Linked DNA regions of Homo sapiens: region 2 is linked to region 1. A link is an interaction called in ENCODE POLR2A ChIA-PET data of the cell type or tissue named here. Cell type or tissue: PC-3. All regions are shown on one strand. Each heading gives the region's core, and the rest is flanking DNA. Links, peaks and the distances in the headings are about the cores only. Region 1 holds the start of LINC01694 (long intergenic non-protein coding RNA 1694). Region 2 overlaps PCBP3 (poly(rC) binding protein 3).

Region 1 (15,316 bases), core at 7,185-11,184:
CACGTTTTAGTTCTTTAAACACATGGGTCACGATACTCCCAGGCCCAGGTTGGGCCGCTCTCTTCCTCGTCTCCCCTTGAGGCCGGGGACGTGTAGGAGTGGGGCCTTCGCACGGAGTTCTCCAGCGGACTTCTTCCTTTCTTGCCTTTCCGTTTTTTTTTTTTTTTTTAATTTTTAATTTTCCCGTTCCACCCAGACCCCTCTGGGGCGCGAGGAAGGTCCCCAGGCTGCGGGTCCCGCGCCGGCCCGGCCGCGCTTCTAAGGCAGGACTGCCGCGTGTCGGTCACGGTGTCGCGTATTCTCCGCGGGACGGACGTGTCTTCAGGTCCAACCCGCCCGGTGGGAAGCGCAGACACTGATTTTCCAGAAAAAGTCCTCCTTCCGTTTCCCGCACTGGTAGGAAAGCTGGGGAGAGAGAAGGAGTCTCACCGTCCTGGACCAGTCGGAACCACAGAGGCCGCTCCGGGTCCGGGGGCGACTTCCGAGTGGGGGAAGGAGGCCGGAGGGCGCGCGGCCGAGCCCAGACCCAGCAGAGCGCGCGGCCGCCCGCTCCCAGGTTTCCCTCCATCTCGGCCCCGGCCGCCTCTGAGGTTCTGGACCAAGCCCAGTGCCCGCTGCCCGCAGAAGGCCTCACTCTGGAGCCGGCGGGGAGGGCGGGGACGCGGCTGTCCAGAGCTCCGTGCCCGCCCCGGGAGTTCGAAGGGTGCTGGGGCCGAGGGGAAGGCTCTGGTCGGCGGCGTCAGCGGCAGCTCCCAGACGACCTAGGACTGCAAAGGGCCCAGGACGGGGGGCGGGGCGGAGACAGGAGGCGGGGCGGAGGCATGGGGGCGGAGACATGAAGGGGCGGGGCTGGGGCGGGGCTGAGGCAGGAGGGGCGGGGCTGAGGCAGGAGGGGCGGGGCTGAGGCAGGAGGGGCGGGGCAGAGCCTGAGACACCCCGCCCCGCCCCCCACCTCCACCTCGAGCCCGCCCCTCTCCCAGGCTCCTGCTCCAGGGCGAACCCGGGGGTCCTCTCCCATGGCTCTGTGGGGGACCCCGGGGAGGTCGCCCTGGCACGGGACACTGTCGCGGGGTAGGACCCGAGAGGGTCTGGGGCGGTCAGGCTTCATCCTGAGCACCGCCCGGGTGCAGGGAGCGCTGGGTGCTGGGTAAGCGCGCGCCTGCGGGAGAGGCGGAGGCGGGGGCGGGGGCGGGGGCGGCAGGGAGCCCCTGGGCACCCACGGCGGGCGAGGCGGCGGCTTCCACTCCCAGGGAGCGGGGGTTTCGCGCAGGGGACGGCGCCCGGCTTGAAATTTAGGAAATTCCGGTGTCCCGCCCGCGCAAGAGGCGCTGGAGCATTTCCAGGTCGTTATAGGGCCCGGCCGCGTGGGGACCCCGGGGCAGATGCGCACCAAGCCTGGGACGCGCCTCCCAGGCCCTGCCCGAGAAACCCTTGCATGCGTGGGCACACACACAGAGATACACACAACACTCCATATGGACACACACACACACACAGATACACATAACACTCCATATGGACACCCACACACACTCCACATAGACACACACAACACTCCACATAGACACACACATAGATACACACCACTCCACATAAGACACACACACAGATACATACCACTCCGCATAGGCACACACACACATACACAGGTACACACAACACTCCATATGGACACACACACAGAGATACATACTACACATAGACACACACCATGCACAAACCACACACACATGCAACACTCCACAGACATACACACAGATACACAGATACACCACGCCACATAGACACACCATCACACCACACACACAAAACACATCACATAGAGACACACACCACACACATACAAGATGCCACATAGATACACCACACACAAACCACACACACACACCTCATAGACACACAAACCATGCACACTATGCACAAACCACACACACGCATACATACCCACAACACACCACATACACACCATGCATACCACACCCACACTCCACATAGACACACAAACCACGCACACATACATACACACAACACACCATATGCACAAATCACGCACCAGCCACACACACAACAGGCCACATAGACACACACAACACGCACACCACACACACAAAACACTCCACATCGACACACAACTCACGCACAAACCACACACACACAACATGCCACATAGGCACACACACCACGCACACCACACACACACAAAACACTCCATGTCGACACACAAATCACACACAAACCACACACACAAAACACTCCACATAGACACACATACCATGCACACCACCCACACACAAAAAAACACACCACATAGACGTGTTAGGTAGTTAGACACACATCAGCAGCTGGGAGAGGGTAAAAAGGAGAACAGAGAAGCTGTCATTAAGCCCCTGGCCCACCTAAGTTCAGCCCCGAGCCCGCCCTAACTCCACCATGAGGGACGGAGTTTGAAGTGAAACCTGTGGCCAGCATGTCCTGTGGAAGGGGAAACCAGGGCACAGGTAGAAATCCCTAGAGCAGCATGTGCCCAGTGACCTAAAACTGTAATAACATTTACATGTGGCCCCCCCACACTGGGCTTTTCTTAATGAATTATGGGTAAAAATATGCACAGTTTAATTTTAGCTGTGTCACCATAAGCTGCCAAATGACATCAGCCTGTCACTCAGCCCAAACCTCAGCTACTTCTCACACCCCACAGAAGCACCTTGAGCTCTGTAACCAGGTGCTGATGTCACTTCTCAGAAATCAGCCTGCACACCCTCTGAGACAGTATTACTGGAAATTTCAATCAACCTTGTTTTAAGCTTACATTTTGGTGTTTGCAGTTCTTTGCTCACTGTCACAAGAACCCAGATTGCTGGTTCAGAGCTCTGGCTCTGTGGATCTTGTCGGTTAAAAAATCCATCCGAACACAGAATTCTCGGTAACACACACACAATACACCAGGTGGACATACAACACACACATGCACAAGGATGTTCACGATGACAGTGCTTGAAATAGAGGAAAACAATGCGTCCACATTTCCGTCAGTCAACCGTGGCCCGCCTATGGCCACCCGTCCATAGGGTCTGGATGAGGTCAAACGGGGGCCCCGTCAACAGCACAAGAAAATCATCAGCCAATTTTGCTTGGGAACAAGGGTGCAAAAATCTAAACTTACAGAAATCACTACACAAATCTGACAGTGATTTAAAGATAACACCCGGTGATCAGATAGGAGTGCAGGAGTGCAGAGCGGGCTGACAGGGAAACCTGCGCCTGTTGAGGCAGGAAAATTGGGTCTGGAGGCAGGGAGCATAAGGCAGTTCACACTTCAGCTACCACAGGAAATATCCTCTCCATAGGGCATGGGCCAAGTAAATGACTTTGTAACTTCACTTCATCCTCTCCAGTTACATAGGGTGTACCCCCAAGAAGCCCCATGGCGCCATCACTCCACGGCCCCATCACCCCACGGCCCCGTCGCCCCACGGCCTCGTCGCCCCACAGCCCCGTCGCCCCACGGTCCCATCACCCCATGGCCCCGTCATTTCAGCACTGGCGGCTGCTCTGCCCTGGGATGCGCCTGTCACGTGCAGTGATTTAAACATCAGTGAGGTGATTGATTCAAATACTGCGTACTCTTGCTAGTATTTTCCTTGCATGCTGATATGGTTTGGCTGTGTCCCCACCTAAATCCCAACTTGAATTGTATCTCCCAGAATTCCCACGTGTTGTGGGAGGGACCCAGGGGGAGGTAATTGAATCACGGGGACCGGTCTTTCCTGTGCTATTCTCGCCAGAGTGAATAAATCTCACGAGATCTGATGGGCCTATCAGGGGTTTCTGCTTTTGCTTCTTCCTCATTTTCTCTTGCTGCCGCCATGATTCTGAGGCCTCCCCAGCCATGTGGAACTGTAAGTCCAATTAAACCTTTTTTTCTTCCCAATCTCGGGTATGTCTTTGTCAGCGGCATGAAAAGGGACTAATACACATGCTTTATTGGTGACCAGGAGATGTTTTAAATTTTTCTATATGATTGTGGATTTCTCTTCTTCTTTCTTGGACTCTGCAACTTTGTTTTCTGTAGTTTGAGGCTGGCATCTTCCCGTGGGCTGGGCCCCATGCCACCAGCTGACCCTGGTCTGCTGAGCTCCTTGCCCGTGGTTCCTCTGCTTGGTGTTAATGCAGCCACCCCAGCTTTCCAGACCTCCCTTTCCATTTATCTTTCTGTGGCCTTACATTGAGGGTGTGTCTCCTGCAGGATCCAGTGTATCTTTATCTTTGAATTGAACTTTCTGGTTCTTTTGTTTTGATTCCATTATCTGCGTTTGAATTCTGGCATTATGAATTGTTTTCTGTTTTTCCTACTTGTTCCCTGTTCCTTCTTCTCCTCGTGGCTTCGATTATTTTTTATTCCATGTTTATCCTCTCTTAGCCTGCCAGTTATGAATTACTGTTCATTCAGTAGTTATCCATGTTAAAGTCCAGTGTAAATTCTTCCTGCTATCTCTTACCAGACCACCAAAGATTTACATCACCCCTTTATTCCATCCCACCCTTTGTTCTGTTGTTCTTATGTATTTTAACTCTACTTGCATGTCAAACTCTGGAAATCACTATTGTTATTATTTTCTTTTTCATTTTTTCGGGTCTTGCTCTGTCACCCAGGCTGGAGTGCAGTGGCACCGTCACAGGTCACTGCAGTCTCCAACTCCCAGGCTCTACCAATCCTCCCACCTCAGCCTCCCCAGTAGCCAGTACTACAGGCATACACAACCATGCAGTCTAATTTTTTAAAATTTTTGGTAGAGACAGCGTCTTGCTGTGTTGCCCAGGCTGGTCTCAAACTCCTGGGCTCAAGTGATCCTCCTGCCTCTGCCTCCTAAAGTGCTGAAATTGCAGGTGTGAGCCCCCGTGCCGGACACATTATCATTATTTTCTACCATGTATGCGTCTCTTTATTCACTTCCCTTTCCCGGGTCTGCGTTCCTTCCTTTATCCCCAAGCTCCCACCCCACCCTGGGGGGTCATTTCCTTTCCACCCTAAGAGCCCCTCATCATGGGTGCCGGTCTCTGGGTGGTCACTCCCCGGCCCGTCCGGGGTCACCTCCCTCCCACTCCCCTGCCTGCCTGGGGCCACCTCCCTCCACTCCACTGCTCATCCAGGGTCACCTTCCTCCACTCCCTTGCCTGCCTGGGGTCACCTCCCTCCCACTCCCCTGCCTGCCTGGGGTCACCTCCCTCCCACTCCCCTGCCTGCCTGGGGCCACCTCCCTCCACTCCTCTGCAGCTTCTCTGCATTGCTTCTTCTCCTTCACCTTTTTTGGTTGATTTTCATCTTGTACCCTTGGCATTTTTGGTTGAGTGACAGATGTTCATAGGACAGGTCTCAGGCCACCAGTGGTGCCGTCTCCAGGGAGCCGAGTGGCGCTCGCTCCTGTGGTCACCCAGGGAGGGAGGCCCTTGTGACCCAACTGCAGACTCTGGGAGGGTGGGGTCAGGCTGATTCCCCTTCAGGGTTCCCACCAACAGCTGAGGGGCTTCTCGGGGCCCCTTTGTTTCCTTTGGCCCCATGAGTGCTGAGAGCTGAGTCCGGCTCCCATGGCTCAGCTCAGCTTTTGCTTCCCCAGTTATTGGTCAGCCCGGATCCACGCCGCCCCAAGCATCAGCCCATCATCCTTACTTTCCCCGTCTTTCAGACCTTGGCCCCCAAAATTGTCACTGCTTTAGGAGTTCTTCATTGATTTCGAACAGACATTTTAAGATAGTTTTTTCTAGCTTGTGTTGTGTTTTTAATGGGAGAGTTGGTCAGCGTCTGCTGGAACAGAGCTACGCCTATGGAACCGTAGACTTGTTCGTGCTTTATTGTAAGTTTCAGTCGCTCCTGTGTGCATGTGTGCATGTGCCTGGTGTGTGTGTCTTTGCATGTGTGTGCTCACATCTACATGTGCGTCTGCACATGTGCATCTGTGCATGTGTCCGTCTGTCTGCATGTATCTGTGCATGTGTGTGCACATGTGCATGTGTGTGATCTGAGGCATCTTCCCATGACTGCTGCTTTCTGCTCCAGTTGCTCCTGGCTGAGCATCAGTGCAGCATCAGTGCACCCCCTCAGCACCTGGACACCACTCCAGAGACTTCTGAGCAGAGGCTGACAGCGCAGGGGGGCTTACTAGCTGCCTTTCATGCTGGCCGTGGTGGGTGAGCTGTCCAGCTCTCCTCTCCCAGATCTTCCAGGGGCCAGCAGGCTTCCACTAACCACAGGGCCTGGGGGCACTTCAGTCTACCAGGGCAGATGCTTGCCAGGCCCATGGGGACCAGCAGGCTCCCGCAGGCCCTCCCAAAGCCACATGCAGCAGTGCGGCTGGCAAGCCCCACTTGGGGGAGACCCTGCTGTTGCCGGCCAGGCCTGTGGGACAAGTACAGTCTGACATCTTTGCCGATGGCCTGGAGATGAGCACCCCCTGCTCTCTCCTCGATGTTGCAGCAGAACCCACGCGTAGAGAGGGTTGGGGCGAGCAGTCCAGGCAGACCCCCGGGATTTTCCTGCCGTATTGCACAAGCATTCATGCGTTCATTTAATCTTGCTTTTTTAGGCAATACTTTAAAGACACAAAGTCTCAACAACCATCTTCCGCTTGACGAGACAGATCATTCTAATTTGAGCAGAAGCTACTATGTCCTGCCCTTTGAACGCGGCGGCCCGGACAGCTGACAAGGACACACTGTGTATTTCCATTCCAATTCTGGGAGTGCTCTGAGGCCTCTGGGGGAGAAGGACCCATGAAATATTCAAAACATAAGTGAATAAAATATCTAGGTGCTAGATATGGGCCAGGAAGAGCCCTCGGCCCTGCAAAGTGTGTGTGATGGTGAGAAGCTACCGGAAGAGATGGTCCCTGTGCTTGGTTCATTCCTTGGACATTTATCAAGCTGACGAATGTAGCAGAGGTGCTTCAGTCGGCTGTAATTCCACGGGTGGAGTGCTGGCTGGAGAGTTACCTGGGGCTGTCACACTGCATGGGCTCCGGGACACTGTGGCTGCCCTTATGTGGTGTCCCCGGAGGGCCCTGCAGGTGTCACACCGCTGCTCCACACTGCCACCTGCTGTCAGCATCTGTGCAACGTATCCAGGTCTCTGGGGGCTAGAATGAAAAACATGCATCTCGTAACCAATGAAATCGGGCTTGTCCTGAAGACCTCGTGCATTCATCCATTCTCACACTGCTATAAAGACATACCTAAGACTGGGCACTTCATGAAGAAAAGAGGTTTAATTGGCTCACGGTTCTGCAGGCTTTACAGGAAGCATAGCAGCTTCCACTTCTAGGGAGGCCTCAGGAAACTTATAGTCATGGTGGAAGGTGAAGGCGGGACAAGGCGTCTCACATGGGAGCAGTAGAGAGAGAAAAAGAGGGGGTGCCGCACACTTTGAAACAACCAGATCTAACGATAACTCACTATCATGAGAACAGCACCAAGAAGCTGGCGCTAACCCACTTGTGAAGGACCACCACCATGATCCAATCCCTTCCCACCAGGTCCCACTTCCAACGTTGGGGATTACACTTCACGGTGAGATTTGTGCAGAGAGGACACAGGTCCAAACCATATCACCTGCTGTCTTTTTATTTATTTATTTATTTATTTATTTATTGAGACAGAGTTGCTTCGTCACCCAGGCTGGAGTGCAGTGGCGTGATCTCGGCTCACTGCAAGCTCCGCCTCCCGGGTTCGCACCATTCTCCTGCCTCAGCCTCCCGAGTAGCTGGGACAACAGGCGCCTGCCACCACACCCAGCTAATTTTTTGTATTTTTAGTAGAGACGGGGTTTCACCATGTTAGCCAGGATGGTCTCCATCTCCTGACCTCGTGATCCGCCCGCCTCGGCCTTCCAAAGTGCTGGGATTACAGACATGAGCCACTGCGCCTGGCCTATTGATTTATTTTTGAGATGGGGTTTCGCTCTTGTGGCCCAGGCTGGAGTGCAATGGCACGATCTCGGCTCACTGCAACCTCCGCCTCCCAAGTTCAAGTGATTCTCCTGTCTCAGTCTCCCAAGTAGCTGGGATTACAGGCATGCGCCACCATGCCCAGCTAATTTTGTATTTTTAGTAGAGACAGGGTTTCTCCATGTTGTTCAGGCTGGTCTCGAGCTCCCGACCTTAGGTGATCCACCCGCCTCAGCCTCCCAAAGTGCTGGGATTACAGGTGTGAGCCACTGCGCCTTGCCCACCTGCTGTCTTTTTGCATCTTCCAAGTAGACATCAAAGATTGGTTTGCTATCAGTGTCACTTCTATAATCCGTGGTTCTATATGAAGAAAACAAAATCCCAATTGGGGAAAATGAACCCATGGCATTTTGTTTCTTACTCTGGAGCCGTTTCTGGCAGTTTGCCAGCAAGCACACAGACCCACAGGACAAGCTTGGTTCATGGCCTGGAGTGCTGGTCTTGCTCATGGACACGCAATCAGAAGCAGTATTTTGATACCCCTGTGCTCATGGCAAGGAGCTGCGTGGGCTTTCAGGGTGGAACCAGGGCTTCAGGGAACCCCTTCATCCCGACAGGCATCACCCAGAGCACACCCAGAGCAGCCTGCAGCGGCGTGGAAGGGGCTTGCACTGGCCCCAAGGTGCAGGGGAGCCCTGCCTGCCTGTCTCCTGCTAGGCTTGCCTGGGCTCCCGCCTACAGACCATGAGAATTCTTCTAGCATGGGAAGAGAGTCTGACCAAAGTGACAACAGCCATCCCCTGACTGCCCAGCACTGTTCACTTCTTCCCAGATACTCCTACCAGACCAGGTCAGCCCTTCTTTTACTGGGGGGCCAGAAAGGTCCCCCCAATCCAGTCCAGGACTCCAGATGATGCCCATTTCTCTGCCAGTCCCAGCAATCTCCCTTCTCAGCATCTGGCATCCTGGGATGTACCCTAAAGTTCACTGGCTCAGAGCACCCTAACTATGGCTGCGGCGAGGGGGGAGGGCGGGATCAGGTCGGCGTGCTGCACATGGGTCCTGGGGCGGGAACAGTATTCTGGCTATGCTCCTGCAGCTGGGCCCTCACAAGGGGCAGCGTCTGCACCCTCTCAAGGCTTTGCAGATAAGGGTTTATTGAAGAGGGAGGTGACCCACACCATCCCCACTGAGGGATCTGGTTAGGGGGCTCCCCCCAGAATGTAGGCAAGAGGGCAGCATCTTGATAGTGAGGGTTGGTCACCCGGGAACCACAGTAACGTCTGCAGGGACCTTCCCCCAGTGGCACGCACTTCCCAGAATGCTCACGGTCACCCTCAGCTTTCAACTGTGGGGACCTAACGCGTCTCCTGGTAGAGTCCTCACTCCCTTGGCTAAAACTTCTGAAAGCAGCGAGGCCGGGCTCCCTGGCTAGGATGGCTCTGGCCCTGAGCAGGTCATTTGCGTCAAGTTTCACCACCCAGCACCCTGTGCTTTCCCCAGCTGGCTGCACGCTGGGCCTCCGGGAAGCCGGCAAGCCCACCTGATTCTGGATCCTCCCTCCGAGCCTGGGTGACGCTGTCATGAAAGAAGCTGCCAGAAGCCCACAGCAGGGCAGTTAGGCAGGGAATGCGAGTCCGTGTCCAGAGCAAGGGTGACTCCAGTCCCTCCAGGACGGAGAAGCCAGTGCGACCCACTGTCCCAGGCCCCCATGGCCCTGGCTGCTCCTGGCGGACAGAGGGGCATGTTGCCCACGCTATGCCTTGTTCCCTCTGGGCTGCCATGGCCCCTGGAACAATTCCTGGGACAGCCTGGGGAGGAGGCTGACAATCATGCAAGGTGGATGCAGCTTGGCCCCTCCCAGTCACCTATGTGTTCCTTCCTCAGACTCCCGTGGGGCTGGAGTCATGATTTTGCTCCCCATCCCATCTGTAGGCCGCCCCTGCCTGGATGAGACCACGCTGACACTCACACGCCTCCCTCCAGGAGGACCTTGCCTCCACTTTCTCCAGGGCCACCTGTGATGCACCAGGATCCATCCTGTAATCCCAGCTACTTGGGAGGCTGAGGCAGGAGAATCACTTGAACCTGGGAGGCGAGAGGCAGAGGTTGCAGTAATAAGCCAAGATTGGACCACAGCACTCCAGCCTTAGCAATAGAGAGAGACTTCGTTTCAAAAAAAAAAACCTATGCAAATCCCAATTACACACGCTGAGTGGCATGTTCAGCTGAGCCACCTGCCCAAGGCGGGACCCTCTCTTCCTCCGTCTGCAGGTCACATGGAGATGGCAGAGCACCTGCACGTGCACCTGGAGACCCTCTCAAGCCTCGTCTCCTGGCACTGCCTCCTCCTGACATTGGAGGCTGCTGGGAGTACCAGCCTGTAACCCTCGTTGTGATGGCACCTGCCTGGTGCTATAATTCAGACATTTGTCTCCCCAACCTCATGTTGAAATTTGAACCCCAATGTTGGAGGTGGGACCTGACAGAAGGTGCCTAGGACATGAGAGCTTGGTGCTGTCCTCGCGGTCATGAATGCATTCATGCTTTATTCCTTCTCACAAGAACTGATTGTTAAAAACGCTTGGCACCTCCTCTGCCCACTCTCTCTTGCTCCCTCTCTCACCATATGGTCTGCATGCACCTGCTCCCATCGCCTTCTGCCATGAGTGGACACTTCCTGAGGCCTCACCAGAAGCAGATGCTGGCACCATGCTTCTTGTACAGCCTGCAGAACTGTGTGCCAAATAAACCTCTTTTCTTTATAAATCACCCAACCTCCCAACACAAATCGTCCAAGACACCTGGTGTCCCCCAAACAGCTCCTTGGTCAACCTCAGATTCAGGACCAATCTGAGAGCTGTTTCCGTGAAGGGAGGAGAGGAGAGTTGTTAGCTGAAGAGGACATGGGTTTGCTCAAGATCCCTGCATTCTCCACTATGGCTCTCTGATTCTCCTCTCTGAGCTTGTGGCAGACACGGCAGATACCTCAAGCATGGCTGGGCAGCAGATGCTGGCTGAGAGGAAGTGGCTGAGCCCAACTTGTCCCTCCTCAGACCCCAGAATTGCCAAGACCAGAGTCCTCCATAAAGACCTCACAAACAGGCAATCACTGCATGCTTTTCCACAATTAAATATGTGCACATCTTAAGGAAAGGACCTAACATCCTTCAGCAGTATCTCTTTCCAGGGCAGGGAGTGACTGCGTCAGCAGCCTCAAGTACCTGGAAACTGTCCACATCAGGCAAAGTGGTGGGAGAGACACAGATGTTTCCACCAGCATTTAAAAGAAAGGAAAGAAAATTATTGACAAGAAGCCTCCATGGTGGATCAGGCTTCAACGTTTTGATGGACCTGGCCTCTCTTGGAAGCAAATCCCTGGATGGAGCCCATGTCTCTTTGGGCCCCCAAAGGCAGCCTGACCTTGACACGGAGTGCAAAGCAGACTCAGCTGCTTGTGTTTAATGGGGATTCGCATAGTTGGTTTTTGGTTTTGTTTTTGTTTTGTTTTGTTTTTTGTTTTTTTTTGAGATGGAGTCTTGCTGTGTTGCCTAGGCTGGAATGCAGTAGCGTGATCTCTGCTCACTGCCTGCAACCTCTGCCTCCCCAGTTCAAGTGATTCTCTTGCTTCAGCCTCCCGAGTAGCTGGGATCACAGGCACGTGCCACCATGCCCTGCTAATTTTTGTATTTTTAGTGGAGATGGGGTTTCACCATGTTGGCCAGGCAGGTCTCGAACTCCTGACCTCAAGTGATCCTCCCACCGCAGCCTCGAACAATGCTGGGAAAACAGGCGTGAGCCACTGTACCCAGCTGGGATTTGTGTAGTTTTGTCCGTGCTGTTATATGGTGCACTGGGCAGAGCCAGCCAGTCCCGCCTCGAGCCCCGTTACTTTGGTCTCTGATGCAGATGTTGTGTGGCAGTGGAACGGCCTCATCAGCCCCACCTGGGACCTGGCAGGGGATGGGTCTGAGCAGCCCTAGAGGAGGGTCCCCAGGGCCCACAGCAAGGGTGACATGACCCACACCATCCCCACTGATGGGACCCACACAGTGAACCTCCTCCCACACCCCCTCCCCAGCCGGCCACTTGGACCAGAGAGACGTTATCAAAGTGCCCTCTCAGAAACGTCGCCTTCATCCACCATCCTCTTTTAACCCACTGGGCTTGGTCAGGAAGCCGTTGGTCAGCAGGGGGCAGGTGGGGTTGGGGGGCACCCTTATGTCCTGTGAGACCCTAGCAGGCACTCCAGCTTGGGATTTCCAGAGGCTCTGAGGTGGCTAAGAACAGGATGACAAATCGACTCCAAGGTTCAACTCTTCCCCTCATGGACACTCCTCCCTATGCTGTTCTCATCTCAAATTTTACCTGTTTTTCTCAAAGTAGCTCACCAGAGGTTGGAAATGAGATCAAAGGTCAGCGTGGATCTCAACATTATTATTCATCAGGGAAATGCAAATCACACCAGAGATGAGACGCCATGACACTCACACTAGCAGGGCTAAAATTTAAAAGTCTAGCTGGGGCTGGGCATGGTGGCTCATGCCTGTGATCCCAGCACTTTAGGAGGCCAAGGCAGGAGGATTGCTTGAAGCCCAGGAGCTCAAGACCAGCCCCGGCACCAAAGCAAAACTGTACCTCTACAAGAATTTTTTTTTTAATTGGCTAGATGTGGTACACATGCCTGTGGTCACAGCTACTTGGGAGGCTGAGGAGGGAGGATCACTTGAGTCCACGAGTTCGAGGCTTGGTGAACTGTGATCATGCCACTGCACTCCAGTCTGGGCAACAGAGTGGGACCTCATCTCTTAAAAATAAAGAAAAGGAAAGGAGTGGAAAGGAGAGGAGAGGAAGAAACTTGATATTTCAATTATTTTAAATTTGTTGAGACTTGTTTTGTGGCCTAACATATGGTCTATCCTGGAGAATGTTCCATGTGCTGAGGAAAAGAATGTATATTCTGTACAGCTGTTGGATGGAATGGTCTGTAAATGTCTGTTAGGTCCATTTGGTCTAAACCATAGTTTAAATCCAATGCTTATTTGTTAATTTTCTATCTGATGATATGTTGAAGGCTGACAGTGTGATGTTGAAGACCCCAACTGTTACTATATTAGAGTCTCTCTCTTTAGATCTAATAATATTCACTTTATATATCTGGATGATTTGGTGTTGGGTGCATATATATTTACAATTGTTATATCTTCTTGCTGAGTCAGTCCCTTTATCGTTATATAATGACCTTCATCTCTTTGTAGTTTTTGACTTAAAGTCTGTTTTATCTGATAGAAATATAGCTACTATCGCTCACTTTGGGTTGATGAAATATCTTTTTACATCCCTTCCCTTTTAGTCTGTATGTGTATTTATAGGTGAAGTGAGTTTCTAACAGGCAGTATATAGTTAGGTCATTAAAAAAAAATCCATTCAGCGAGTCTGTATCTTTTAAGTGGGGAATTTCATCCATTTACCTTCAGGATTATTATTGGTAGGTGAGGGTTTATTTTATAATTTTGTTAATTGTTTTCTGATTGTTTTGTATATCCTTTGTTTCTTTGTTCCTTTCTTCCTTCTCATTATTTATCATTGAGGTTGGGTGGTTTTCTGTAGTGATAAGGTTTGATTCTTTTCTTTTTCTGTTTTGGATATTTGCTTTACCACTGAGTTTTATACTTTTGTGTGTTTTCATGATAGTGATTGTCATTTTTTCACTCACAGATGTAGGATTCCCTTGAGCATTTCTTGTAAGATCAGTCTAATGGTGATGATTTCCCTCAATTTTTGCTTGTCTGGGAAATATTTTTTTTTTCTCTCTCATTTCTGAAGAATATGTAGTATAGTATTCTTGGCTGACTTTTTTTCTTTCAATACTTTGAATATATTATCTCATTCTCTCCTGCCCTGTAATGTTTCTGTGAGAAATCTTATGTTAGTCTAATGAGGATTCCCTTATATGTGACTTGATGATTTTCTCTTGCCATTTTTAGAATTCTTTGTCTTTTACTTGAAAGTTTGACTATAATGTGCCTGTAAGAGGACATTTTGGGGTTGAATCTACTTGGGGACTTTGAGCTTCTTAGATGTCAGTGTTCATATCTCTCCCCAGACTTGGGAATTTTTTAGCTCTTATTTCATTAAATAGGTTTTCTTTGCCTTTCTCCTTCTCTTCTACTTTTGAAATTCCCATAACATGAACATTTGTTCACTTAGTAGTGTTACATACTTGTAGGCTGTCTTCACTCTTTTTCATTCTCATTTCTTTTTCTCTCTGATGGGGTAATTTCAAATAACCAGTTTTCAAGTTCAGAAATTCTTTTTTCTGCTTGATCAAGTCTGCTGTTGAAGCTATCTATTGTAATTTTTATTTGATTGCTTGAAATCTTCAGGTATGGGACTTCTATTTGGCTCTTTTTATTATTTCTAGTTCTTTGTTAAATTTCTAGTTCACATAATGAATTGTTTTCCTGATTTTGTTGAATTATCTTATCTACCTGTATCTCACTGAGTCTCCTTAAGATTATTGTTTTGAATACCTTTTCTGGCAGTTAGTTGATTTCCTCTTCACTGGGGCCTGTTAGTAGAGAGTTATTTTGTTCCTTTGGTGATATGTTTCCTCGTCTTTTTATGTTTCTTGTGTCCCCGTGTTGATGTCTATGTATCTGGTGGAACAATTGCTTCTTTCAAAATTTCTAGAGTGGCTTTCATACAGAAAGGCTTTTACCTGCAGTGGATTTTAGTGTGCCATTTGGGAAGGGTATGGTGACTGCTTCTGGATCAGTGCAGTGGTATAGTCTCTGCAGCTTCTTCAGCCATGTTCAACATTAGCAATAACTGTGGACCCGTCAGCAGCCTAGGTTGTAGAAGTTCGTGACACTGGTGGGGACAGTGTAGGCTGTTAACATCCTCAGTTCAAAGGCTGTTGGGGTTCTTCTAGTCTCATTTTCCCCATAATGGGAAGACTAGCAAGGGGGATTCCTCAGACTCTAGGGGGCTAGTTCAGCTCTAGGGAAGCAGGCAGTTGAGTTGTTCGGCCTGTAAGGTGGGATGTCTGGGCTCAGCTACTGCTCTGTTTCTCTGGGATGTAGGGCACTGCGTCAGCTCAGCCAGGGCACTGATTCCCCTTGCGGTGGTGTGTCGCTTCCGCTCAGGCCTGAGGGACGGGACTGTCCTGGGTGGCCCAGGCATTTCCCTGGATGCAGAGTGCTTCTTCAGCTTGGGTTCCAGGAGGCATGACTGCTCTGAGCAGCCAAGGTATTGTTTTCCCTGGAGGCCGTTTATGGCTTTAGCTCCAGCCTGAGGGGGCAAGAGCGGGTAGTGGAGTGGCCCCACCTTTGCTTGGCCCCACAGAGGAGGTGTAACAGCTGCCTGCAGCTTGGCTG
Region 2 (15,316 bases), core at 6,077-10,076, 240 kb after region 1:
ATTCCATACACTGGAAAGCACTGCACTGGTCATGTTACTGGAAGGGGGTCCCGATCCAGACTCCGAGAGAGGGGTCTTGAATCTCACACAAGAAAGAATTCAGGGCAAGTCCATAAAGTGAAAGCAAGTTAGTTAGTTAGTTTGTTTATTTTAGACAGAGTTTCGCTCTGTCGCCCAGGCTGGAGTGCAGTGGCGCAAATGTGGCTCACTGCAACTTCCACCTCCCGGGTTCAAGTGATTCTCCTGCCTCAGCCTCCTGAGTAGCTGGGATTACAGGCATGTGCCAGGATGCCTGGCTAATTTTTGTATTTTTAGTAGAGACAGGATTTCATAATGTTGGCCAGGATGGTCTCGAATTCCTGACCTCATGTGATCCTACCACCTCGGCCTCCCAAAGTGCTGGAATTACAGGTGTGAGCCACCGCAGCCAGCCAAAGCAAGTAGATTAAGAAGGTAAAGGGATAAAGAATGGCTACTTCATACGCAGAGCAGCCCCGAGGGCTGCTGGTGCCCATTTTTATGGTTCTTGATTGTATACTAAACAAAGGGGGGATTATTCATGAGTGTTCTGGGAAAGGCATGCGCAATTCCTGGAGCTGAGGGGATTTTACACCATACGGTAACTTCCTGATGTTGCCATGGCATTTGTAAACTGTTATGGTGCTGGTGAGAGTGTAGCAGTGAGGACGACCAGAGGTCACGCTCATCTCCATCTTAGTTTTGGTGGGGTTTGGCCAACTTTTTTACTGCAACCTGTTTTATCAGCAGGGTCTTTATGACCCTGTATCTTGTGCTGACCTCCTATCTCATCCCAAGACTTAGAATGCTTAACCATCTGGGAATGCAGCCCAACAGGTCTCAGCCTTATTTTACCCAGCCCTTACTCAAGATGTAGTCACTCTGCCAAACGCCTCTGAGTGTCAGAACTTCAGCTTTGGGAAATTGACCATTCTCAGCTGTGCAGCCACCCCGGGACCCCACACCTACATCATGTTGACAATAAGTCCCACCCCCGTGGCCCCGTGCTGACCTCGTGTTCTCCAGTGAGTGAGTCGTGGCTTCCTCCTGACATTGAGCACTCCTGGGAGCAAGAGAAGAAACAAATTTGGCAGATGGAGCTTAACAAATGCAGCTGTATTAGTTCGTTTTCACACTGCTATAAAGACATACCCAAGATTGGGTAATTTATAAAGGAAAGAGGTTTAATTGACTCATAGTTCCACATGGCTGGGGAGGCCTCAGGAAACTTAGAATCATGACAGAAGCCAAAGGGGAAGCAAGCACCTTCTTCACAAGGCGGCAGGAGAGAGAAGTGTGGGCGAAGGAGGAACTTGCCAGACAAAACCATCAGATCTCGTGAGAACTCGCTATCATGAGAACGGTATGGTGGAAACTGCCCCCATGATCCAATCACCTCCCGCCAGGTCCCTCAACACGTGGGGATTGTGGGAATTACAATTCAAGATGAGATTTGGGTGGAGACACAGCCAAACCATATCAGCAGCCAGCGAGGCTCTCTGTGGGCAGCTGTGGGCACACCCAAGGGAAGGAGTGGGCACCCCCATCCAGCAGACGGAGACACGGCCTCAGGCCATGGGCAGGCAGGAGATACCCCCACCTCGCGGTTATTAAATAACTATGTTACATAGTAACTGTGGGGCAGTAGGGCTTTCATTCATCAATATGTAGCATTTTTATGTTCACAGTTTTGGACTTTGCTTGCGGGTTACTTAATGCCATCAGATGGAAAGCTGAGAGAAAGCCTGTGGCCCCCCAGGCATCTCTGTAAAGAAGGCAATGCCAAGCTGAGGGTTGCTTCCCAGGCCTCACAACAGCACAACCTTAGAACCTAAAAAATCCAGCATGCTACTTGTGCATGCCAGGCTCAGAACTTTCCCACGTTGGCCCCTGGCAGCTTATTCACAAAGACTGTCTGGTTCCAGCCAACTGCCGAGGTGCTGCCCATGTCAGGAGAGTGGGTGGAGGAGGGGAGAAGGGCTTCTCAGGACAGAGGGTGTTTCTGCTTCACCAGGATTCCAGACACGGGCCACCCCCCTGAGCACGACTGGATGGTGCCCAGGCCTAGTGTATGCGCCCATGAATGTGAGTGGCCAGTGCCAGTGGCAGAGGCCAGGCCTAAGGGGCTAAGAGCTCTGGAAGGATTGTCTGTTTCTGGGCAGACCACAGGTGGCTGCTGTGGCCCCATGCAGGGCAGGGTCACGGAGGGACCACCTTGCTGGGAGGAGCTTGCAGTCCTGCCTGCCTGGGCAGGAGCTCAGGGAACACCTGACTCCCTTTTAAAGTCATAAAATCATATTTGAATATGAAATCTTCTGTTTTTTTAAATGTTGGAAACAAATTTGGACCATGTTGGCGATTGACTCACCTGTGCTTGTCACCACCTCTGAGGATGGCGTGGATGTTATCTGGTCACCAGAAGGAAAGCCAAGCACAGGGAAGGCTGGGGGCTGAGCCAGGACATGTCCTGGGTAGGGAAGGGAGGAGCTGGGCTGGCCAGCACCCCCACAGGCTGAGACTGCCACCGATTCACGAGTCCACGGGGCCCAGGAGTCTGGGTCTACGTGGAAGTTGTCAAGGGCCCAGACTCCAAGCAAGGCCAGGCCAAGCAGGCCTCTCAGGAAGATGCCGCACAGTGCCTGGAGCCCGGCTGGCAGCTTCTTTTCCTGGCAGTGTCGTGTCCTGTCACCAGCCGTCAGAGCGCCCTCCGACCAGGGCGCGTGTTAGAGCAGGGACTGGAAGTTGTGAATGAATGACTAAATGCTTTCCTAGAGGCTGACCGAAATTTGTGATTAGCTAGGATGTCCATTTCCAAGGCACAGCATGTGCTGTGACTGTCTAGGGGTGGCGTCCCCATGCAGCTTGTGCTTTGGGAGGGGCCAGCTGCCTCCTCGCCACTGCCCAGCATAGCTTGTCCCCGTGCCCGCCAAAGAGGTCCTCGTGCTGGCCTCACAACAGAAGACGGCCACAGCCCTGCTCTCCCCAGGCCACCACGTCCACGAGTGCTGCACTGTGAGGGTGCAGCCCAGCGCCTCAGAGGCAGCAGCACCTGTGAGATGGCGTGCAGATGGAAGTAGGCCAATAGACTCCAAAGGAAGCACCACTGAAAAATCAGAGGCGTCTCTCAGAGGGGGCCCACGAGGGAGGTGGTATGAAAGGTTTTTAAAAGGACAAAGCAGACTTCGGAGCTGCCTCTAGAGGAGAGCAGCAGGTGAGTTCCGAGTTCACCTGGCACGCTTTTCGGCAGAGCCCAGGAATGCCCACTTCTGAGCGCTGAGTGCACAACCCAGCTCGGGAGGCCTGCGGCAGCAGGAATGGGGAGGCACCGTGAGTCCCTCAAAGCGCTGCTGGAAATGTCACTCTGCGCGGTGTCCACCCGTGCTCGGGGTGGGCAGCGCCACTGAATGACGCGGGCAGCTTGGGAGGCCGGTTCGCGAACGCCGCAGCAGCCTCTGCTGACACGGGGGCTGCTCCCCACTCACAGAGCCACAGGTTCCTGTGGGTTCATTTATGAGGATGTAGGAATCATAGGAGTTAGGTACATCTTTTCCTGAGGTGAGAGCCAGATGAGGGGAGCCAAGACAGAGAATAGCCCACGTCTGCCCTGGGCCCCGGGGGCGGGGCCTACACAGGCTCCCAGGAGTGTGGGTGGGGCCTGTTTAAACTTCATGCCCCGGGACCTGCCTGGGAGCCTCCTGCACAAGACTCGCCCCACTCCGGAGGCTTAGCAGCACCGGAGCTGCTCTGTGGCCTGTTGGCAGAGAGGAGTCTGGTGCTCCTGTGCACGGGGGTCACAGCAAAGCCAAGTGGCCGTAGCACCTTTAACACTGGCCCCGGGTCTCTACACCTCCCTGCCGGCCGTCAGCTCCTGGCCGCAGCCGGCACTGACCTGGAGCACCTTAAGGAGCCCCTCTGCAAGTCCCTGTGCATCTGAGAGGTCAGAGAGGCAGAAACACAGTTCCAGGGTTCAAACCTAATATGCCTCAGCATTCTGGGCACTCACATGGTGTGCTGGGCCTGTCCTGCCACATGGCCCCTGCGTGAGGAAGACAGAGCCTGGGCGTGGCCCCACATCCCTGTGAGCTGCCCATGGGCCTGGACCCTGGCTCTGGCAGACTAGGCTGCATAGCAGATCAGCTTCTCCTGAGCCATTTTCATCCAGGCCACACCTGCCAGCTTGGGCCAGGGACAGGCAGACCCTGGGCCCAGGGTCTTGAGCTTGACCCGCAGGAGGTCTGGGCCTTATGCCCTGGGGAGAGGAGAGCGCAGAAAGCCAGTGTCACGGCAGCCCCAGGGGAACAGGCCCCAGGCCTGGCGGGGTCTGGATCTCAGTTCCACAGGGGAAGCTGTGGCCGCAGGCATGGTAACCTCACCAAACAAAAAGCTGCCCATCTTTCAGAATATGAGCAAGAAGTTTGTGAGTCCTTGATCACCAGAGGGGCAACGTGGGGCCCGAGATGACAAGGAGTCCAGGCCACCCACAGTAGCTCCTCCTTCAGCCTTACAGAGGGGCTGCCTGGTCTGCTTTCCTGGCCGTGGGTTGCCCCTCTCTGGGGGCCGATGTCAGCAGACCTGTGGGGGATACAAACAGAAGGAACCTTGGACCCCTTCCTGGTACCTCCTTACTCATCTGATTCAAACCCTCCCAATTCTGCCTCCAAAGTGGACCCTGACTCTCCCCAGTCCTTACCGTCCAGTCTCCAAGACCAGTCCACCCAGGGAGCGGCCAGAAGACAGCCCACCTGCGCCAGGCCTGTGTGTGCCTTTCCTGGCATCTGGAATGGGGTTTGGTGCTTGCTGCCTGTAGCCAGGCCTGCTGGTCATGCCTTCCTGCCCTGCTGGGCCTCATCTCCGTGACAACGTCTTGGCCTTCCTGCCATCCTTTGTAAGTGCTGCCTGGTCTGGGATCACGTGTGCCGGCTCCTCTGCTTGCAGTACTTGGCTGCACTTCCCAGTATATTCGTTAAAATGTTGTGACATGAGAATTAGCATATGACACGTACGTAACGTGAGCTGCGGAGCATAGCTTTCTCATGAACAGCCGTGACCCCAGGACCAGGCTAAGCGAGATGACCCATGCTGCCGTGGGTGCTTCCTCTTCTTTACCGTGATCCTGCATTTTGTTTTCTCATCTCTTCTCTTTAAAATAATTTTATTTTATTACACATGATTGCTTGTTTCTGAACTCTTAGAAAGTGACATCAGTCCCTACATAGACTTCCCAAACCTGTTCTGTTTAGTCACACACAAGGTGTCTTAGGTTGGTATGTGTTTCTGGGCAGAGCTGCAGTTTGTGTGCCTGGCTGCATAGTGTTCCAGTGTGTGAATAGGCATCATTTATTTGTTTTTCCAGCAGGGTCATGCGGCTCGCTTGCCATTGTGAGTGATGCTTCCGTGGACATTCCTGTGTGTTTCTTTTGGTGCACACATGAGGTGTTTTTGGTTTAAGGAAGTGGAATTGCTGCATCATAAAGTCTGTGAAAGGTGAACTTTCAGGAACTTTCAGGACCATGTCAGTTTTTGTTTCAAAGCGCGGGTACCAATTCCCATCCCCCAGCAGCGTGTTAGCGCCACGGATGATCTACAGTCCACCAACATTCTGAATGTTTGCCAATGCAGTGAATGTAAATAACGTTTCACTGTGGTCTGTATCTCCCGTTCCACATGCTCTTGTGCTGTGACTTTGATGCACCTCCCGCCAGGGAGGGGATCGTGACCCTCCCTTTAATCTGGGCAGGCATGTGCCTCCAGCGGAAATGATGTTATGTGACATCTGTGTGCAAGCCACAGGCAGCAGCACAGCGCTGCAGAGCTCCCAGGATGCTGGCTCTTGGAGCCTAGGGATGGCGCTGTGAGAACAGGCCACGGCGCCCTAGCTTCAGGTTATAGGGCATGGCTACGTGCCTGTGGAAATTCTCCTGCGGGCGGTTTCATGTCGAAGGCCTACCTGTAGCCCTGGGTTGTCTGCCTCTTGGGGGTAGCGGCTGTGTGGAATGCCTGCGTTCTGGATTTGGCTGGCTGCCTCCTCTGGCATGGTGCAGAGCCCACCTGCAACCCCATATTTGCCCTGGTAGGTCTGAGGTGCGATTCCACTCAGATTTATTTTTCCTGTGAGGCGAGCGAGCTTCCTAGGTGGCACTGCACGTTGCACCGCATGGCATGATGAGGCGTGTGGTCTGGCCGCTCCTTCACTGGTGCTGAGACTGAGGATTGAGCTTAGGGGGTCAGCCTGATCCGCCACTGCTGGGTTCCCCACCAGCCTTGCAGCTTGCTGTCAATATTCATTGATGGTCATTGCCTGGATGCAGTACACATTAGGGGCTGCAGAACGGTGATTTTCTAATTGTGTTGTTCTTTCTGTACTTATTAGTTGGGATTCATCTATGTGGAATAACGTTTGCCTCATCCACTAGGGCTGTTTGGTTACCTAAACTATGGTTCATGCCAGAAAGGCAGGATAGATGCTTCATTCTTTGCACTCAGTTGTTCTCACTGCGATGAGTTGGTTTCTGGAAGCCCCAGTGTTGTCCTGTGAATTTGTGTCTTTCCCTGCTTTTCTCTCCCTGTGAAGCATCATTGTTAACTGGTGGATGTTATACACACAGTGGAGTTTGGCCAGTGCAGCTGCCATTTCTTTACTCAAACTGTTCTGTAGTTTTTGGGCTCCCCTCGCTTTCTGATGTAACCACATCAGTCTTGGATGGCTTTATTGCCTTCTGTCGTATGTGTTCCCACCTTACCTTTTATATTTTCTTCCACAGACCACCTGGAATCAAACTCTTTTGGGAGACCTGTTTTTGTTCTAATAATAATAATAATAATACTATTTGGGAAGTAGTATTTAGAGACCACAGCGTGAGTATTAGGAGTGCTTATTGCAATTGGGTTGTCATTGATTTTTTATAATTTAGTGAACAGAAATAAGAAATGTTTGTAATTTTAAAAGAAGAGAAAATTAAGATAAATATTTTTAAATCATATTTAAGATTACATTATTTTAACTTAAAAATTTAAAACTTATACTAGTTTTTCTTTTCTCTCATCATTACCATGATTACTTATTTGTTTTAGCCTAAGTAAATATATAACAGGTTTGGAGAATAATACCAATATTATGATTAATGACTAAATTTAGAGCAATATATTTCTTTGCACTTTTTTCTGTCTGTATAATATATTCCCTTGAGGATATGCAGTCAGATTCCTGTGTTTTAAGGTCAGTGCCTACAGTCCTTCTCTCTGTGGTTATAGCTTCAACTGAAATTCCTGCATTTGATTATGTAAAATACAAACATTTACATGATTCTAAAGTCAAAATTATTGCAAGGGCTATTCACAAAAGTCTCACTTTCCTCCCTTTCTCTCCATTCAGTTCCCTTCCTTCTCCTGTAAGTAGCTTTTAAGTTTTTTAATCTTTCCATTTTTTCTTTTCGAAAACATGAACAAATGTGTGCATACATGAATTCTTCAACTTAGTAAACTTTTCCTCCATGTTCATATTTCTTTTCACTTTTAGGAAGGTTTGTATTTTTTTTCTTGGCTTTATATTATCACTCTCTATATAATTCACATAAACCCCTCTTTTTACATAATTTCTATTGACTTACTGTTATAAGCAGTATTAAAATTAGCCAGAAGTCTCTTCTTCCTCCTCTCCCACTCCTAATTTTTGTTTGTTCTCCCACCTCTTCCTCCCATTTCATTAGTGTATTAACTTTATTTTAAGCACATTTAATGGTTACATATTATCCTGTCACCCTTAACTCCATCATTTAGTCCTAGTTCAGTAGTTAAATGTGTTTGACACTTACCACCATACCTTATGACAAAGCTTCTCCAATTATTTCGTGGTTGGCCCAACCCCATTTTATATTATGTTCTTCAGGATGGGCTCATCAGAAAAATATTTCCTGTGTTCTTGTGGAGTCATATCTTTTTATCTGTAGCCTTCACAGGAGAAAGGTAATTTGGCTTCATAAAATCCTTGGTTCACATTTTTCTCTTTAGTATCTTAAATATGTTGCTTTACGCCATGGTGATTCTGACTGTGTATAGGCCTACGCTAATGTGTGTGTTTATGTCTTAGTGTTGTTGTTGTTGTTTTTGAGATGGAGTCTCTCTCACTTTGTTGCCCAGGCTGGAGGGCAGTGGTACGAACTCGGCTCACTGCAGCCTCCGCTTCCCAGGTTCAAGCAGTTCTCCTGCCTCAGCCTCCCGAGTAGCTGGGATTGCAGGCGCCCGCCACCACACCTGGCTAATTTTTGTACTTTCAGTAGAGACGGGGTTTCACCATGTTGGTCAGCCTGGTCTCAAACTCCTGACCTCAAGTGATCCACCTGCCTCGGCCTCCCAAAGTGCTGGGATTACAGACATGAGCCACCACGCCTACCCCTGTGTCTTAGTTTTCAACCAAAAGTTTAAAAATAAAAGTATAACAATTTTAAGAATAGAAAGAAGCTTATAAAATAAAGATATAAAGAAAATATTTTGTGGTGCTGTACAATTTGTGTGTGTGTGTTTTAAGCTAAGTACTATAAAAAAATTTAAAAGTTTATAGAGTAAAAATGTTACAGTAGGCTGGGCACGGTGGCTCACTCCTGTAATCCCAGCACTTTGGGAGGCCGAGGTGGGCAGATCACAAGGTCAGGAGATCAAGACCATCGTGGCTAACATGGTGAAACCCTGTCTCTACTAAAAAAAAATTTTAAAAAATTAGCCAGGCATGGTGGCGGGCGCCTGTAGTCCCAGCTACTCAGGAGGCTGAGGCAGGAGAATGGTGTGAACCCGGGAGGCGGAGCTCGCAGTGAGCTGAGATTGCGCCACTGCACTCCAGCCTGGGTGACAGAGCGGGACCCTGTCTCAAAAAAAAAAAAAAAAAAAAGTTACAGTAAACTAATTTAATTTATTGAAGAAAGAAAAATATTTTCATAAAATTAGGATAACTTAAGTGTACAGTATCTCTAAAGTCTACAGTAGTCATCCTGTCCCAAGCCTTCATATTTACTCACCACTCACTCATGGACTCACCAGAGCAACTTCCAGTCCTGTGAGCTCCATTCATAATAAGTGCCCTAGACAGGTGTGCCATTTTATTATCGGCTCACTGCAGCCTTGACCTCCTGAGCTCAAGTGGTCTTCCCACCTTAGCTTCCTGAATAGCTGGCATGTGCCACCATGCCTGGCTAATTTTAAATTTTTTTGTAGCGCTGAGGTCTCCCTACATTCCCTAGGCTGGTCTCAAACTCCTAGGCTCAGCTGATCCTCCTGCCTCAGCTTTCCAAAGTGCTGGGATTACAGATGTGAGCCACTGCACCCGGCCTTTTAAAATCTCTTATACCATATTTCACTGTACCTTTTCTATGTTGTTTAGGTATGTTTAGATACACAAATACATAGAACTGTGTCACAGTTGCCTACAGTATTCAGTACAGTCATGTGTTGTGTACCGCTTTGTAGCCTAGGAGCAATAGGCTATACCATCTAGCCTGGGTGTGTCAGCTCTCTCACCTAGGTTTGGGTAAGTATATTCTACGATATTTGCACAGTGATGAAATCACCTAAAAGTGCATTTCTCAGAACGTATTCTCGTCATTAACGCAGGACTGTGTGTCTCCCCACGCTCTTGGAAGATGCAGCAGGAATCGCGGTTGTATGTATGTTGGATCTCTTTTGCCTGTCTTTTTGTCTGTCATGTTCTCCTGAACCTTTTTTACCTCTCTTTCTGTTTAATTATTTTCATTCTCTTCTTTCTGTTTTATTCCTGTGCCTTCTGTGATGTCTCCTTACTCTTACATTTCTTCTACTTTTCATTTCTGAAAAAAAAAATCTAGTTGGTTCGTGAGTTCTGTCAATAGTAAAATGTCTTCCTGTTTTCTTGCCATTCCACTTCTGAGATGTTCTAATACTATTTTAAATTATGTTCTTCTAAAATGATGGTTATTTTCTCAATTTTTAGTTCAGTTTCACATATTACGCTATGAGTTTCGTTTTCTTTGTGTCCATAGTTTTTTGGTATATTTTCATTATCTGCTAGTGTGTTATTTATCATACTTTTACTTCTTTTTGGTAGTGTTCTCATACGGGATTTGATCATAATTCTTTGTGTCCCATTTTTAAATAAGAGTCTTCCTGGACTATTAGGAGAAAGTTTTCTGTAGAGGAATTGGGAATGAGCCAAAGTAGCATTCCTAGCCTCAGCAACCAAGAGGTCTCTCTGTTATTACGGTGAAATATGTTTGAGGCCTGTGTGTGTGGACACTTCTGTCTCTAGAAATCACTTCCAACTCAGGAGGGCTCCCTTCCCTGACTCTGTTGTCTAGAGACGCACAGCCTCTCACTCTCCACGCTGAGCTGTTTGTTGCCTTCAATCACTGCCCTTTGTCACCAGTATGTGCTGGGGCTCACCTCCTCTGGATCTCTCTTTCTCTAGCACTTTCAATACAAAAATACCTCGTGTTCCAGGCTAGCTGAATTTGTGTTTTGCTTTGGGCAGTTTTCTTCCAGGCGATTCTCTGTGCAGAAGTGAATCTTCATTGTGTATTTCTGAGATACTTGAGGACTTAGGCCCTTCAGTATGGCTTAAATTTCCAGTGAACTCCTTAATAGTTCTTTTTTGTTGTGTTGTGTTGTGTTTTCTTGTTGCTTTCCTGGAACTTGGAGACTACAAGTACGATTTGGAGTTTCTCCATTTGCTCTCAGGATATTCACCTAGATTCCCACTTGGTGTGAGAAATCATAAATTCAATTGCTTTAATTGTTGTAGGGATATTGAGATTGTCTGTTTCATTTTTTATTTTGTTTGTTTGTTTGTTTGTTCGTTCTCCATATCGCCTACTTATTTGTTCAGGCTTTTTTGGAAACTTGGTTTGAGCCTGTCTATAGAAAGCTCAGTGAAGCTGCTTTAAAATCCTGGTAAGGGAATTCTAGCATCTCTGTTATCTCAGTGTTGGCCTCTGTTGATTTTCTTTTCTCTTTCATGTTGAGGTATGCCTAATGTTTGGCACGACACATAATTTTTGTTTGTGTCCTGGAAGTATAGGTTATTATGTTATGATAGTCTGAATCTTACATCAATCTTCTGTTTCGGCCTCTGTTGACACCATGGGGAAGGGATGTCTTGTTACCAGCAAGCTAGGGTGGAGATCCAGGCTCCTCCCTGGATCCTGGGGACACCACCGGTGGGGAGAAGGGTGCTTGGTACTGCTGGGTGGGAGTGGAAGCCGAGGCTCTCAGCTCAGCCCCTCTGACCGGGCAGGGTGCTGTGTGCGTCCTGTCCTGTGCATGGAGCAGGGCAGGTATTCTCAGATGCTTTCTGACCTAATAGGTTCCTCCTTTCCCATCCCTTTCCCTAGAGAGAATTTTCTTGAGACTGTTTTTTTCCAGTGTGTATCCTTTGGCATTTTTCAGTTGCTTTTCCAGTGCCCTGTCTGAAATATAGAGGAGGAAGCACAAACAAAACGAACAAACAAATAAGAAACCCAAAGAATAGCGAACTCACCGCTGTGTCATTCTCCAAATCCCAAGGGCCCAGCCAGTCCCCCTTCTTCCCTCCAGCTTTCAGGGTTCTCTTCTGTTTGTTCCACATGTAATGTCCAGAGTTGTTGGCTGTGCTCAGCAGGAAGAATAGGGAGAGAGGTGTCTATTCCATCCTGTCCAGAACCAGAAGGCATGGCTTCCTTTACGTGACTACTATCCCCTGTGCCTTCGCAGTTGTTTTTCTTGATTAATCTCATCAGAGGGTTGTATATTATTTAGACTTTAAGAACCAAATTTTATATTTACTGATCTTCTCAGTTGCCTTTGTTTCTTTGCTTAACTTCTGAACTTTTCTTTATTATTACCTTTCCACTTTCTGTGGATACTTTCTGTTCTTTTTCTAACTTTTTAAATGGGATTCGTGACTCACTAATTTTGTGTTTCTTTACTCCTTTTAAAAGCTATAAACTTTACTGTGAGTTCTGTTGCAGCTGTTTGCTACAAATTTTGGCATGCAATAATTTTATTATTGTTGAGGTCTGTTTTCTGATCTCATCTATTTCTTATCTGGAAACATTTAAAAAGTGTTTTGTCCAAGGGAATTGTAAAGTTATCTTTTGCTAATGATATTTAATTGCCTACTGAGTAGGAGATATGTTCTGTGGACTCCATGTTTTCAACATTTGTTGAAACCTGCAATATGAACTAAAACGTTATCAATTTTTGTTTTGTTCTCTGAGAGCCTTAGGAGAATGTGTTACCTCTGCTTGTCAGGTACAGGGTTTTATATACACACAGACACACATACGCACTATCATGTTGTTTGTGCTGTTAATATATTCTGCATCTTTATTACTTTTGTGGGGTATACTTGTGTGAACTGTAAAGGAGAGAGGTATGTTGGCATCTCCCACCAGTTGGGCGATTTGGGGCCTGTGACCTCTGACCTCACTGCTCCTTCTTGTAGCATTCTTCCTCCATTAATGCTCGTCTCTCTCCTTGACCTTCTTTCAGTCTTTCTTCTCAGTGTTTCTACCCAAAATTGCAGGCCCCAGCTCCAGCAGTCTGGTTGCGGACAAGGCCGTGCTTGTTTTTCATTGGGCTGGTCTGTCCAGCTCCAAGGCTGCCCTTTGAGCCGGACGATTGACCCACTGCATTAGGAAATGCTTTGCCGTCTTGGTGAGAGCCCCACTTTAGGGAGGTCTTGCACACTGCTGCATGGAGCATAGACACGTTGGGTGGGAGGTGCCCCAGCACCTAAGGACTCTTATGATTGGGTGGCAGGGGTGGGTGGTGCTGCCCTGCCCTCCAGAGCCCTTCACATGGTCCAGATGTCACCCAGCGCAAGGTGAGGGAGCCCTGGGGTCACATTCTCCACCCTCCCTCCAGCATTGTTGCAGCCGCAGGACACCTGCCAGGGTAGAATTCAGCGTGGCTGGAGGATTTTGTGTGGCAGAAGTAATGGAGATGGTAGGCAGGCTGGTCTCCCCGCTCCTCTGTGAGCACTGTGTGTTGGTGCTCCCTGCCAATGGTGCTCCCCGCGGCATGGTTCCACGCGCACCACAAGGGCAGCGTGGCTTCCTCATCTTAGATGTGACAGAATGGAGATAGTTCTGGGTGTTAGCCCACAAAAGTGGCAACGTTAGGGTCCAAACTCTGGTACATATGAAACCATGGTTCTTCTTTCTTCCTCTCCAGGCAGATTCATAAGAAGAAGACTGGGTCTGAGTTTATATACATATATATAAAGTTATATATAAACTTCATATACGTATATAAAGTTATAACTTTATATACGTATATGAAGTTTATATACGTATATAAAGTTTATATATATGCTTTATTTATATATATAGTTTACATATATATATGCTTTATTTAAGGTTGAACAAAATTTTGCATTCATCAGAAGCTTCCTTTTATGAATTCTTAGACTTTTTTACTGGGTACCCCAGAGATTTAAGGTATCAGCTTGAATATCTTCTAAACTGTTCTCCCTAAAAGGACCATACCTGGATTCTCAAGGAGTCCACCTCCGGAGGGGTCACTGACAGTTCTGCTCTCTTATGCCTTTTGTTCATCTTAACCAGCCTTGGTTAGCAAGGGGCACCTGCCACCAGATGATCTCTTACCAAGTCATGGTTTCCTGTCTGAAGCGGTTTCCCTGATGCTGAGAGGCATGAGGAGAATGTTACAGAGAGACAGCATGCTGCCTTGTGATTGTCTGAGGTTTGAAACCTTCTGGTGAAGCTGAAACCATTTCTTAAGAGCCTGGCTAATGCTGTGAGCTGCTTAAGCACCCGTGTGCACATGTGTGTAAGTGTGTGCCTTTGCCATGTGTATGCATGTGAGCTGCTTAAGCACCTGTGTCCACACGTGTGAGTGTGTGCCTTCACCTGTGTATGTGTGTGTGTGAGCTGCTTAAGCACCCGCGTGTACACGTTTGTGAGTGTGTGCCTTTGCTGTGTGTATGCATGTGTGTGAGCTGCTTAAGCACCCGTGTGCACACGTGTGAGTGTGTGCCTTTGCCGTGTGTATGCATGTGTGTGAACTGCTTAAGCACCCGTGTGCACATGTGTGAGTGTGTGCCTTTGCCATGTGCATGCATGTGTGTGAGCTGCTTAAGCACCCGTTTGCACATGTATGTGAGTGTGTGCCTTTGCCATGTGTATGCATGTGTGTAGTTTGCAGCTGAGTGCACTGCTTTTGTCTGGACTGTGCCCAGGAGGGAATGTGACACCCTTGGGGTCCTTGCCTTTGAAGCTGATCTGTTGTGGCAGCCAGTTCAGCATGTTCAGCAAGATGTTAAAGCCATTGCTCTGCTGTTACTCCCGGGGTCTCACAGCCAGAGCAGGCCAGAGGTGAGGAAGGGGATCCCATGCCTCCTTCATCTCCTCTGTCTCCTTGCCTTCCTAAACAGCTGTGTTTCCCACTGAAAAGGGAGCTGCAGAGCATTTCCACGTGGAGATTCCATCTCGTTTGTATCCAGCTCCATCAGGGGCCTGCTCTCAGGCTCCCCTGGGCGTGTGCGTGAGGTTGGAAGAGGCGGGTCACTGCAGGAATGTGTCGTTCTGTCATGTCACTCTCTCGATGTCTGGTCTCATGGGGTTCCTTACCAATTTAGGGACTTGTTAGGGAGATATCTAGAACTATATTGATAGATATACATCATGAACCAGTTCCCCTTAGGTGTTTCTAAAATGATATAAATTACCAAGGAAATAGCCTTTGGTTAAAGTTCATTATTTTCTGGTCTTGCATTGTTAGCATAGACTGCTGTCTGCTGTCTGTGCCATTTCTATTTCATGTAACTTACTGAGGTTTTCTTTGTGCCCTAATACAAGCTAGTTTTTTGTTTGTTTTTTTTTTTTAACGAATGTTTCAAGTATGTTTAAGAAGAAAGTATAATCTCTATTATTGGAGTACAAAGTTTGATGTAATGTCCCTAAGACCTACCTCCTGTTACTAGCTCTCTGTCATGCTGAGTTATTTTTGACCCCTTACCTTGCCATGGCTGACAGTCATGTGTTAATGATTGCTGTTCTTAGGTTTCTGTTTCTTTCCCCAACATCTATAGTTTCTGCATTATAAAGCCAGCTTCCGTGTTTGGGGTTCTAGCAGATTCTTAACTCATATGGCTTCGCCGCGCACTGGGTCCTCCGGCATCAAGAAGTGCCCTTCTTGGTCTTGCTTCCTGCTTTGAGGTGAGGCTGGACCTTGTCCCACAGGGAGATTGCAATCCCTGCTCTTCAGCCTGGTGCGCTGGCCTCACGTGCTTCTGCTCATTCCTTGACACTGAGCCTTTTCAAATCACTTGGCAATT

The links. ChIA-PET counts read pairs that join two places held together with the same protein. Peaks named below come from ENCODE experiments on the same cell type or tissue, not always from the same donor. Only the 100,000 strongest peaks of a DNase experiment are listed, where the experiment ranks them.
Region 2: POLR2A ChIA-PET joins it to region 1 with 5 read pairs; 2 of 35 experiments call an interaction of 5 or more read pairs at or near these places.

Annotation. Positions count from the first base shown.
Region 1 is chr21:45,589,810-45,605,125 of GRCh38, forward strand. It overlaps LINC01694 (long intergenic non-protein coding RNA 1694), which reads left to right and starts at 3,845. Exons shown (of 2, transcript NR_146912.1): 1 at 3,845-3,899; 2 at 6,582-13,247. LOC107985485 (a long non-coding RNA gene) reads right to left here. Exons shown (of 2, transcript XR_001755092.2): 2 at 1-405. RefSeq lists enhancers at 1-331, 5,900-6,401 and silencers at 603-672, 713-862, 873-1,362, 6,946-7,240, 11,012-11,212. In PC-3, for the core only: no CTCF peak of the experiment used is centred there; no DNase peak of the experiment used is centred there; H3K27me3 peaks cover 1,950 bases.
Region 2 is chr21:45,831,578-45,846,893 of GRCh38, forward strand. The region is part of intron 4 of PCBP3 (poly(rC) binding protein 3); the gene reads left to right. It overlaps PCBP3-AS1 (PCBP3 antisense RNA 1), which reads right to left and starts at 4,842. Exons shown (of 3, transcript NR_038876.1): 1 at 4,709-4,842; 2 at 1,031-1,081. RefSeq lists a silencer at 1,225-1,425 and enhancers at 3,948-4,455, 5,526-6,069. In PC-3, for the core only: no CTCF peak of the experiment used is centred there; a DNase peak (open chromatin) is centred at 7,884; H3K27ac peaks cover 1,312 bases.